Linked DNA regions of Homo sapiens: region 1 is linked to region 2. The links are chromatin loops, found by intact Hi-C in ENCODE. Cell type or tissue: heart left ventricle. All regions are shown on one strand. Each heading gives the region's core, and the rest is flanking DNA. Links, peaks and the distances in the headings are about the cores only.

What was found. Hi-C counts contacts between places; a loop is a spot of excess contacts. Peaks named below come from ENCODE experiments on the same cell type or tissue, not always from the same donor. Only the 100,000 strongest peaks of a DNase experiment are listed, where the experiment ranks them.
Region 1: it touches region 2 in a loop (4-fold over the local background); 1 of 110 quality-filtered maps calls a loop at or near these places.

What each region holds. Positions count from the first base shown.
Region 1 is chr17:77,702,801-77,707,188 of GRCh38, forward strand. No RefSeq gene overlaps it. Among named protein-coding and RNA genes, the nearest start is that of LINC01987, 24 kb to the right of the region's middle. In heart left ventricle, for the core only: no CTCF peak of the experiment used is centred there; no DNase peak of the experiment used is centred there.
Region 2 is chr17:77,768,277-77,772,664 of GRCh38, forward strand. No RefSeq gene overlaps it. Among named protein-coding and RNA genes, the nearest start is that of LINC01987, 42 kb to the left of the region's middle. RefSeq lists enhancers at 897-1,397, 1,745-2,600. In heart left ventricle, for the core only: no CTCF peak of the experiment used is centred there; a DNase peak (open chromatin) is centred at 2,584.

The sequences.
Region 1 (4,388 bases), core at 304-4,303, 65 kb before region 2:
GCACAATATATATATAAGACACTACATAAGCTTATGTAACTGAATACATCATTGCTATTATTATGTTGAACCAACTGCTGTCTGTCAGGTCAATCAAGAATAAGAAAAATAAAAGTTTTTATTTTACCTTCACTTTTCCTTTCTTTAATGCACTTCCTTTCTTTATGCAGATCTGAGTTTCTTACCTATATTGTTTTCTCTAAAGAAATTTTCTTTTTAACATTTTTTGCCAGCCAAGTCTACTGGCAACAAATTCCCTCAATTCTGAGAATGTTTTTTTTTCTCTTTCACTTTTTCATCTTATCTATTTTTTTTTTTACTGGGGTAAAATATATGTAACATAAAATTTAACATCTTAGTTATTTTTAATTGTACAGTTCAGTAGCATTAAATATATTCATAATGTTGTATAACCATCACCACCATCCATCTCTATACCACTTTCATCTTATGAAACTGGAACTCTATCCTCATTAAACACTGACTTCCCATTCCCCTCTCCCAGGCCCTGGTGACCACTATTCTACTTTGTTTCTATGAGTCTGACTGCTATAGGTACCTCATATCAGTGGACTCTTACAATAGTCGTCCTTTTGTGCCTGGCTTATTTCACTCAGCATCATGTCCTCAAGGTTCATCTGTGTTTTAGCATGTGTCAGGCTTTCCTTTTTTAAGGCTGAATCATAATCGACTGTAATGTATACACCATATTTTGCTTATCCGTTCATCTGTTGATGGACACTTTGGTTGTTTCCACCTCTTAACTATTGTGAATAATGCTTCTAGAAACATGGGTGTACAAATACCTCTTCAAAACCCTGCTTTCAGTTCTTTAGAGTGTATACCTAGAAGTGGAATTGCTGGATCATATGGTAGTTCTGATGTAGGAGAGGCACACCCCAAAATTGGGGCTTAGCCCAGGAGGGTCCTTGGCTTCATCCAGGAAATAATTCAAGGGGAAGCCAGCAGTGTTAGACAGCAATCTTTTATTGAAACAGAGCTGCTCCTTGCAGAACAGGGCTAACTCATAGGCAGTGCACCTAGAGTCAGCAACGTATGGGCTGTTGGCAACTCTATTTATACTCATGTAAACCCACTTTCAATTACATGCAAATTAAGGGGTGGGTTAATGCTAAGGGTTCTAATGGATAAAGTAGTCAGCATGCAAGAATAGGTGGGCAATGTAACCAGAGACAGAAACCCTGAGAAAAACCAAAAAGGAAATGCAGGCAAACAACAGCACTAACAAAAATGAAGACTGACTTTGTTGGGCTTATCAGTTAGCTTGGATAGGGCTGAACAAAGAATCTCTGAACTGGAGGCTATATCAATAGAAACCTCCAGAACTAAAAAAGAAAGAGAACAAAGACTCAGGAAAACACAATAGAATATCCAAGAACTGTGGAACAACTATAAAAGGTATAACATACGCACAATGGGAGTACTGCTATGGGAGTCCCAGGAAACTAATACAATCTGCTGAGAGGCCGAACAATGCTGTATACTATAGTATTGGTCACCATTTGTTGACTGTGTGTGTACTTTAACCTACCAAGGAAGAGGGTATTGCTGTGCTCATTTCACAGATGAGGATGCTGAGACCCATGGTGGTTATGCATCCTTGCCAAGCCCCTGTTCCAGGAAGAGAAATTCCAGATCTAACTGACCTGAGCCTGTGTGCAGCTGCTGTGCTCTGCTACCCACATCTGTAGGCTCTGATGAGCCATGAGATGTTCACTCTAGCTTTGCTGAAGCCCCATGTCCAGACTGGCCATGTGGAGACCCACAGCACTGGGGATATATCTCTGGTTTCAGGTCCAGGAACCCGGTTCTGCAGCCCAACCTCAATGTCATGGGCTGCCTTGACAAATGCTGTGCCTGCTGACCTGGCCTGGGGCTCCCAACAGCTGCAGGGGGGCCTTCCACTGCCTCCCTGTCCTCTGTGCCATTTCCCCACCTGGCCCCAAACTGCTTGAAACCATCACTCGACTACCAGCCTCTTCCCACTACTGTCAGGGACATATTTGCTGCTGTCAGTGGCTGCATTGCACAGAAGCGAAGAGAAAAATGGTTTCAGACTCTGAAGCCACTACTGGAGGCGGAGGTGTTCGGATTAACTCTGCAGTCCTTTGGAACAGCTGTTTCCTGGCTGTTCCACTCTAACATGTGAATGCTCTCAAGGCTATTCACAATATTACTTCCACCTTCCTAGAGAAAGATGCTGCAGAAATAAGCCAGGCAAATTGTCTCTGTGCGATGACATACACAGTAGGTGCTTAAGAAATGTTGGCTGGATTGATCTGAAAATAAGCATGCACAAACAGCAGCCATGCGCTATTCCCTTCCATCTGCTGGAAGGCTGGCATTGAAACCTTCCTCCTCCTGGTAGTCTTTTGCCAGAGAACCAGGCATGCTTGCCCAGAGAGCTGCCTCTTGAGGGTAGGGCCCTGGAGGCTCCTGCTACAAAGCAATCTCAGAAGGCTTATCACAGAGTGTCAGGTGAAAAGGGCAAGATACAGCTGCACTTGCAGCATCATCTCAGCCGTGTGAAAAATATGTGCATAGAAAATGCCTGGAAGGGATGCAAAGAAGAAAGAGTTTATATAAGTAGATCCACAAATGCAGGTGGATGCATTTTTTTTTTCTGGAAAGAATCACAGAAACTGTTAAGTTAATTTGGGGGAAAGAGCTAGGTTGATGGGAAGGTGACTTTCACAGTGGCCCCCTTTTGTGGTCTGTTTTCTAACTTTATGTGTGTGTGACTTTTATTCATACTTCAAATGTTAGCAGGGTTATTGGGTAGCACAATTTTGGTCCTTTTGTTTGCTTTCTTTATCTGTACCTCTCCAGAGTAAAAAGCATTTTTAGTAATCAATTAATTTTTATTCATGTCGTCAAACAAATGAAATAGAAAATTCAACATGCAAAAAAAAAAAAAAAAGACTGAAAACAATATGGCAGGATTTTAATAATGGTAATCTCCAGTTAGGTAGATTATTGGATTAAGATTTTTTTTAATTTTATTATTATTATACTTTAAGTTTTAGGGTACATGTGCACAACGTGCAGGTTTGTTACATATGTATACATGTGCCATGTTGGTGTGCTGTACCCATTAACTCGTCATTTAGCATTAGGTATATCTCCTAATGCTATCCCTCCCCCCGCCCCCCACCCCACAACAGTCCCCAGAGTGTGATGTTCCCCTTCCTGTGTCCATGTGTTCTCATTGTTCAATTCCCACCTATGAGTGAGAACATGCGGTATTTGGGTTTTTGTCCTTGTGGTAGTTTCAGCAAACTGTCGCAAGATTTTATTTCTTCATGTTTGATCTCTCTTGCAGCCCAGACAAGTAATTGTAAAGGGAAAATAAAATACCCAGACAACAGCAGGGAAAACCATGAATTGGTGACTTTATTTGAGGAGAGGGCACCCAACTGTCCCCTCCCCAACCCATCATGCTTGCTCTGTCCTTAGTTGCAAATTCCCTTTGGGATCTGGATTCCTAATTCATGAACCCTCCCTTTTGCATGGATCAGGGCTAATGTGCTGTGTCAGTAATAGTTTTTGTTGCCTGAGAAAACACAAATTCAAAGAAAAATCTTAATAGTGAATTGTGGCCCCTGGGGGAAGACACTGAACAGACAATCAGGACCAATATGGTTAAGACCACTGCTTTGGGTTGGCTGTGTCCCCACCCAAATCTCATCTTGAATTATAGTTGCCATAATCCCTATGTGTCGTGGAGGAACCAGGTGGAGATAATTGACTCATGGGGGCAGTTTCCCTCTTCCTGTTCTCATGATAGTGAGTTCTTGCAAGATGTGATGGTTATATATGGGGTTTCCCCCTTCACTCAGCCCTTGTTCTTCTTCTCTTCCACCATGATTGTAAGTTTCCTGAGGCCTCTCCCGCCATGCTGAACTGTGAGTCAATTAAACTTCTTTCCTTCATAAATTACCCAGTCTCAGGTATGTCCTTAGATCAGCAAGAGAATGGGCCACTACAACCACAGACTCTGCAAGCAAACTCCCTGGAGTCCCCGTCCATTGGTTTACTAGCTGTGTGACTTTGGGCAAATGACTTAACTCCTCTGTGCTTCATGTCCTCATCTGTAAAATGGGTATAGTCAGTGTTCCTAACAGATAGGGTCATTTGTGAGGCTTCTAAGAAGGACAATGGGTGGTACATATGAAGTGCCTACCAAAGGATGGCTGTGATTCTTCTTGCAGGGTGGACGCCTTTCCCGGCAGTTCGTCTCAGCACCACAGCCTGGGTGCCTGCATCGCCTGCACCATGCATACAGAAGCTAACACCAGGCTGTATCAATTCCGGGGCCCAAGAGAGAAACAGGATGTCCCATGTGACTTCTGCTACTTTGGAGTGGG
Region 2 (4,388 bases), core at 302-4,301:
AGAGTCGGCAGCATTGCTCGGCACCGCTGGCTCTGACTTGCAGAGTACTTAACTCAAGCGTGAGGAGTTCCGAAGGTCCTCGAACACATTGGGATCCCACCCTCCTCCCATACACACTCACACATCCAGGAACCCTGGAAGGCTGGCCTGGGGGAGAGAGACAGATCAGAGCAATGCAGGGCCGGATTTTGTAAGTGGTGATGCTGACCGGCATCTGCCTCCTGTTCACTGTGTAGAGAAATCACACTACGTGGCTCCGTGTAGGGACCTTGCTTGGTTTCAGTTTGCAAGTATTTATTTAAAAAATAAGTTCTGGTGTTGGCCAGGAGTTGAATAATCTCAAGAAGCCGACTGAGAGCAGTACAGACTGTGTAACCAGCTACACACTAACTGTAGGGGGGTGTGGCAGCCTGAGCTCTGGGCAGAGGCAGGAGAGCCAGGAGAAGCTAGCAGCCAAGGGCTCCTGGGCAGGACTGTCCCCTCTAACTGGAGAGGAACCTCTACAGGGCCCCGCAGTATGCACTGGTGAAGGTTCCATGGCCAGGTCTCCAGTGAAACGGCCCTGATTTGGAGCGTGTGCCGATTCCCAGGTGTAAACGGTCCCCTGGGGCTCATTTCCAGCTGTCAAGGTGAGGTCACACACCTGTGCAGGACACCTGCAGCACACCACCAAACCAGCAAGCTTTTATGTTACTCTGAAGTTTTATTCTCTTTTCTGCTGAGCCGCAAGCAGAAGAAATAGAAAACTTGGAAGGAAAAGCAGGGTCCTTCACCAGAGGAACAAGAAGCAAACAGCAAAAACCTTTGCCTGCAAGTGAAAGGGCCAGAGGGCTGGCCAGAGGCCACCTGCAGGGACAAAACCACCTGGGAGCCCCAGACATCCCCACTCAAGTCCAGGCTGGCCCCAGCCAGGGGCAGCAGGGCTGGGGGTGCTGACCAAGGTCACAGCTCAGGTGGGAGTGGGTCCATGGCACAGGGAGCCATTCCTAAGGGAAGATCCCAAAGCTGGTGTCTTCACAGAAGAATGGTGGGAGCTGTTTCCTCATCTGTAAAATGGGGTGATAGCACATCCCCTTCAGAAGGCTGTCGTGAGAATTAAACGAGCAGGTGACTTGAAGTGCTTGGCAGGATGCCTGGCGCATACTATGAGCTCATGCAACAGGGACCCAGTGGTACAGATGCCAGCGGTGTGTGGTGGGAAGGCCAGCTTGGGAGTAACTAGAAGTGGACGGGACCTGTCTATACCATGGGCCCGGGGAGGGGAGGCACACACCACAGCTGTGGGCATCTGCTCGGTGGCTGAAGAGTTGATCTTCAGCAAGGACAGGGAGGAAATCAGGGGATCTTTGCGGAGCTGGGAGCATGGCCTGAGACTTGGAGGACAGGAGGACTGAGACCTGCAAACCCACAGCAGCGGATGGGAAGGGATCTCCAGAAAAACAAAACGCGGAGATGGGCGTGCTGGACTCTTTCTCACTCACTGCTTCTCCATAGGGTGCACTGGACTCTTTCTCACCCACTGCTTCTCCGTAGGGTGCTCTGAGGCAGTGATAGCTGCGGTTCATGAAGTCTTGACCACTTACTGGGCCAGTGTTTCCCAGACGCATTCCCTGGAAGACAGCAGCCGTTAGGTCAATAGGTGTCACCAAAACAGGTTCCACGACTAACGCCAGCCTGCCTCCTGCCACAGCTTCCCTGAGAGCGTCCCCAGCCCTTCTGAGCCTCAGCCGAGTGACCAGGGCTGCCGAATTAACGGGTGCTAGTGAACAAATGCCCTTCTCAGATCTCACGCTTACATTTTAAGCTGGGTCTCAGTGGGCTTGCCCAAAGGAATAAAGAATTGGCAATTTTGGGCAGGCTGAATCTCTGTGGCAGGGACCTATTAAGGTGGAGTCTTTCCAGTCTCTTCAAATTATAACACCCTAGTAAGAGGTCATGTCGCCCATGCAGGAAACGTGTGCCCTCTCTCTCTCTCCCTCCCCTGTCTTCCTCTCTTCCTCTTTCACACTCCCTCTCTTTCTCTCTCTCCCGTCTTCTCTCTCATCCTTACCTCCCTCCCTCTGTCCCTTCTCCTCCTCTCCTTTCCTTTCCCCATGTTCTGGAACTGAGGAATCCCTAGAGCCAAGCAGTCCCTGACTGACAGCTGACTTGGTGATGCAGGTGGAGACTGCAGCAGGGGGGGCTGGATGCGGTGCTGGGGGCAATGGGCCTGCTGGGTGCGTTGGGCGGGATGATGCCCAGGTTGGCAGGATCACCGTGAACCTGGATGAGTGGATCCCTGGGCGCCCACTTCTCCGAGGGAGGGCTGGACGCCTCCTCCTGTCTGAGGTCAGGGCAGCAGTCTTCCCAGCCCCAGGATTCTCAAGCCCATGGTGGCCTCTCCTGGTCTGATTCTCACCTCGCCTACTCACTGTGGGCCCCAGGCAGAGGCCCAGGGAGAATTTCTTCTCACCTCTGACGCAGACCCCGAAGGACTGAGGACAGCACCCCCACTGCGTCATCTGATGACGCAGGGAGGGAGGGCTTCCCCCAGCCCACCCCCGGCTGCAGCCGACCCTCTAGAGCCTGCCCCAGCCTGCCAGGCTCCATCCCCTGAGACCAGCCTTCAGCAAGCGTGGGACGGCTCAGCCCAGGCACCTCGTCAGCATGACTCAGTGCTAAATGATCAGATGAAATGGGCCTTCCCAAGGCCCAGCTGGAGGTGATGAGCTTCAGCAAGGAATTTGTTTTACCTCAAACTGGGATGTTTAACCCCAGGACAGGAAAAAAAAAAAAAGAAAGAAATCCCTGCTCACTGCCTTCCCTGGTGATTTCCCTGTGTGTGTGGAGGGGCTGAGTTGCTGGGCTGTTTGCAGGGACAGTTGGATGGAGCTAGATTCCGTGGCGGGAAATGGTATCTCTTGTAGCCACTTAAGACAGGGTGAGCCCTGAGCAAGGCAGAGGCTGGGGTCTTCCCCTGTGTGGAGGCTCCCGGCATCTGACGCCTCTGATGTCAGGAAGGGAGCCCGGCCCACCACAGCGGGACCCAAACCTCCATCACGTGCCCTGTGGAGGCACTGAGTGCAAGTCGGTTCTGGCTGGGACGAGTGAAGGTGGAATGATGCCCTGGTGAGATGCGAGCTGAGCCCCGGCTGCACCCCTTAGCAGCTGTATGACTGACAGAAGGTTCCCCGATCTCCCCAGCCTGGGGTTCCTCATTGCAAAACAGGGTCCCAGACTCCCAGGTCTGTTGCGAGGGCTTCTCTCGGCACAGAGCCTGGCACATGCCGGGTGCTTGTAGGGGGCCTCAAATGGAGTCAAGAGATGGAGAAAGACGGCTGGACTCCGGGGCAAGCCAAGGTCAAGGGGTCAGGAGTTTCTCCTGAGGCTAAAGGGGACCCTAACAGGGCACAGGGAGATAGAGATGTCTGCTGAGCTGGGGACAGGACCGGGCACCCTCTCAGGGGCCCTCTCAGGGGCCTGGGGAGACAGACGGCCTCGGCCTTGGGGCTGACAGGGCTGACACGGCAGAACACAGCCTGCGCCTCCCTGGACCCACCTCAAGTGCTGGCCCTCATATCTGAGGCTCCTTCTTCTTTGCACGTGGTCTCTCACTCAGGATGCCTGAGGGCTGGAGCAGGTAACCCCAAGGTGACCCTGGGGTCTGGCGATGTGGGTCCTGGTCCCACCTCTGCCTCTTCCTTGCAGTGAGATCTTGGGCACAAGACAACCCCAGAATGGAATGGGTCTAGGAGCGAGAATGGGGTGGGACGGGCATCTTCCAGGGGAGCTCCAACCTGGGCAGCCCCACCCAACATGCCCCAATCCCCAGGATTCAGGGCCTTCCCTCCCTGCAAACATCATTCTCCTCGCAGGCTCACAGGCTCGTTACAGGCTAATCCCAACCCAGCCTCAGGGCCTCAAGGGCAAAGGGAGGGCAGACAGGCTCCTGCTCCAGTCCTGGCTCCTGTGTGACCTCAGGCAAGTCACATAACCTCTCTGAGCCTCCAGGTCCTACCTCAAGGAAAGGGAATAATGAGCTCTTCCATCCAAGGCTGCTGTGGCAATGAAATGTCACATGTCATGTAGTTTTAAATAAGGTCATGTGTATAAAATGTGCGGGTGCTAGGAGCCACCCAGCACATGCTGGTTCCTTTCCTGTCCCTGGACCTAACTCTGATCCCAGACTGCTGAGTTCTTGGAGAACGTTATTCCCTGGGTTGCAAGCCACCTGCCCATCCCAGGCCTGTCCAAGGTCCCCCAGGGCTTTGTTCTACCAGGCGACTGAAGGCATTCCCCTTCCTGCCCCCATCTGCCTGTTCCCAGGCCCTCCAGATGAGGCCGCTGTCTGCCCTCAACCCGCCCACAGCAGCCCGGCCCCTCCTAGCCCGCGTTTGCAGGGCTTGGTC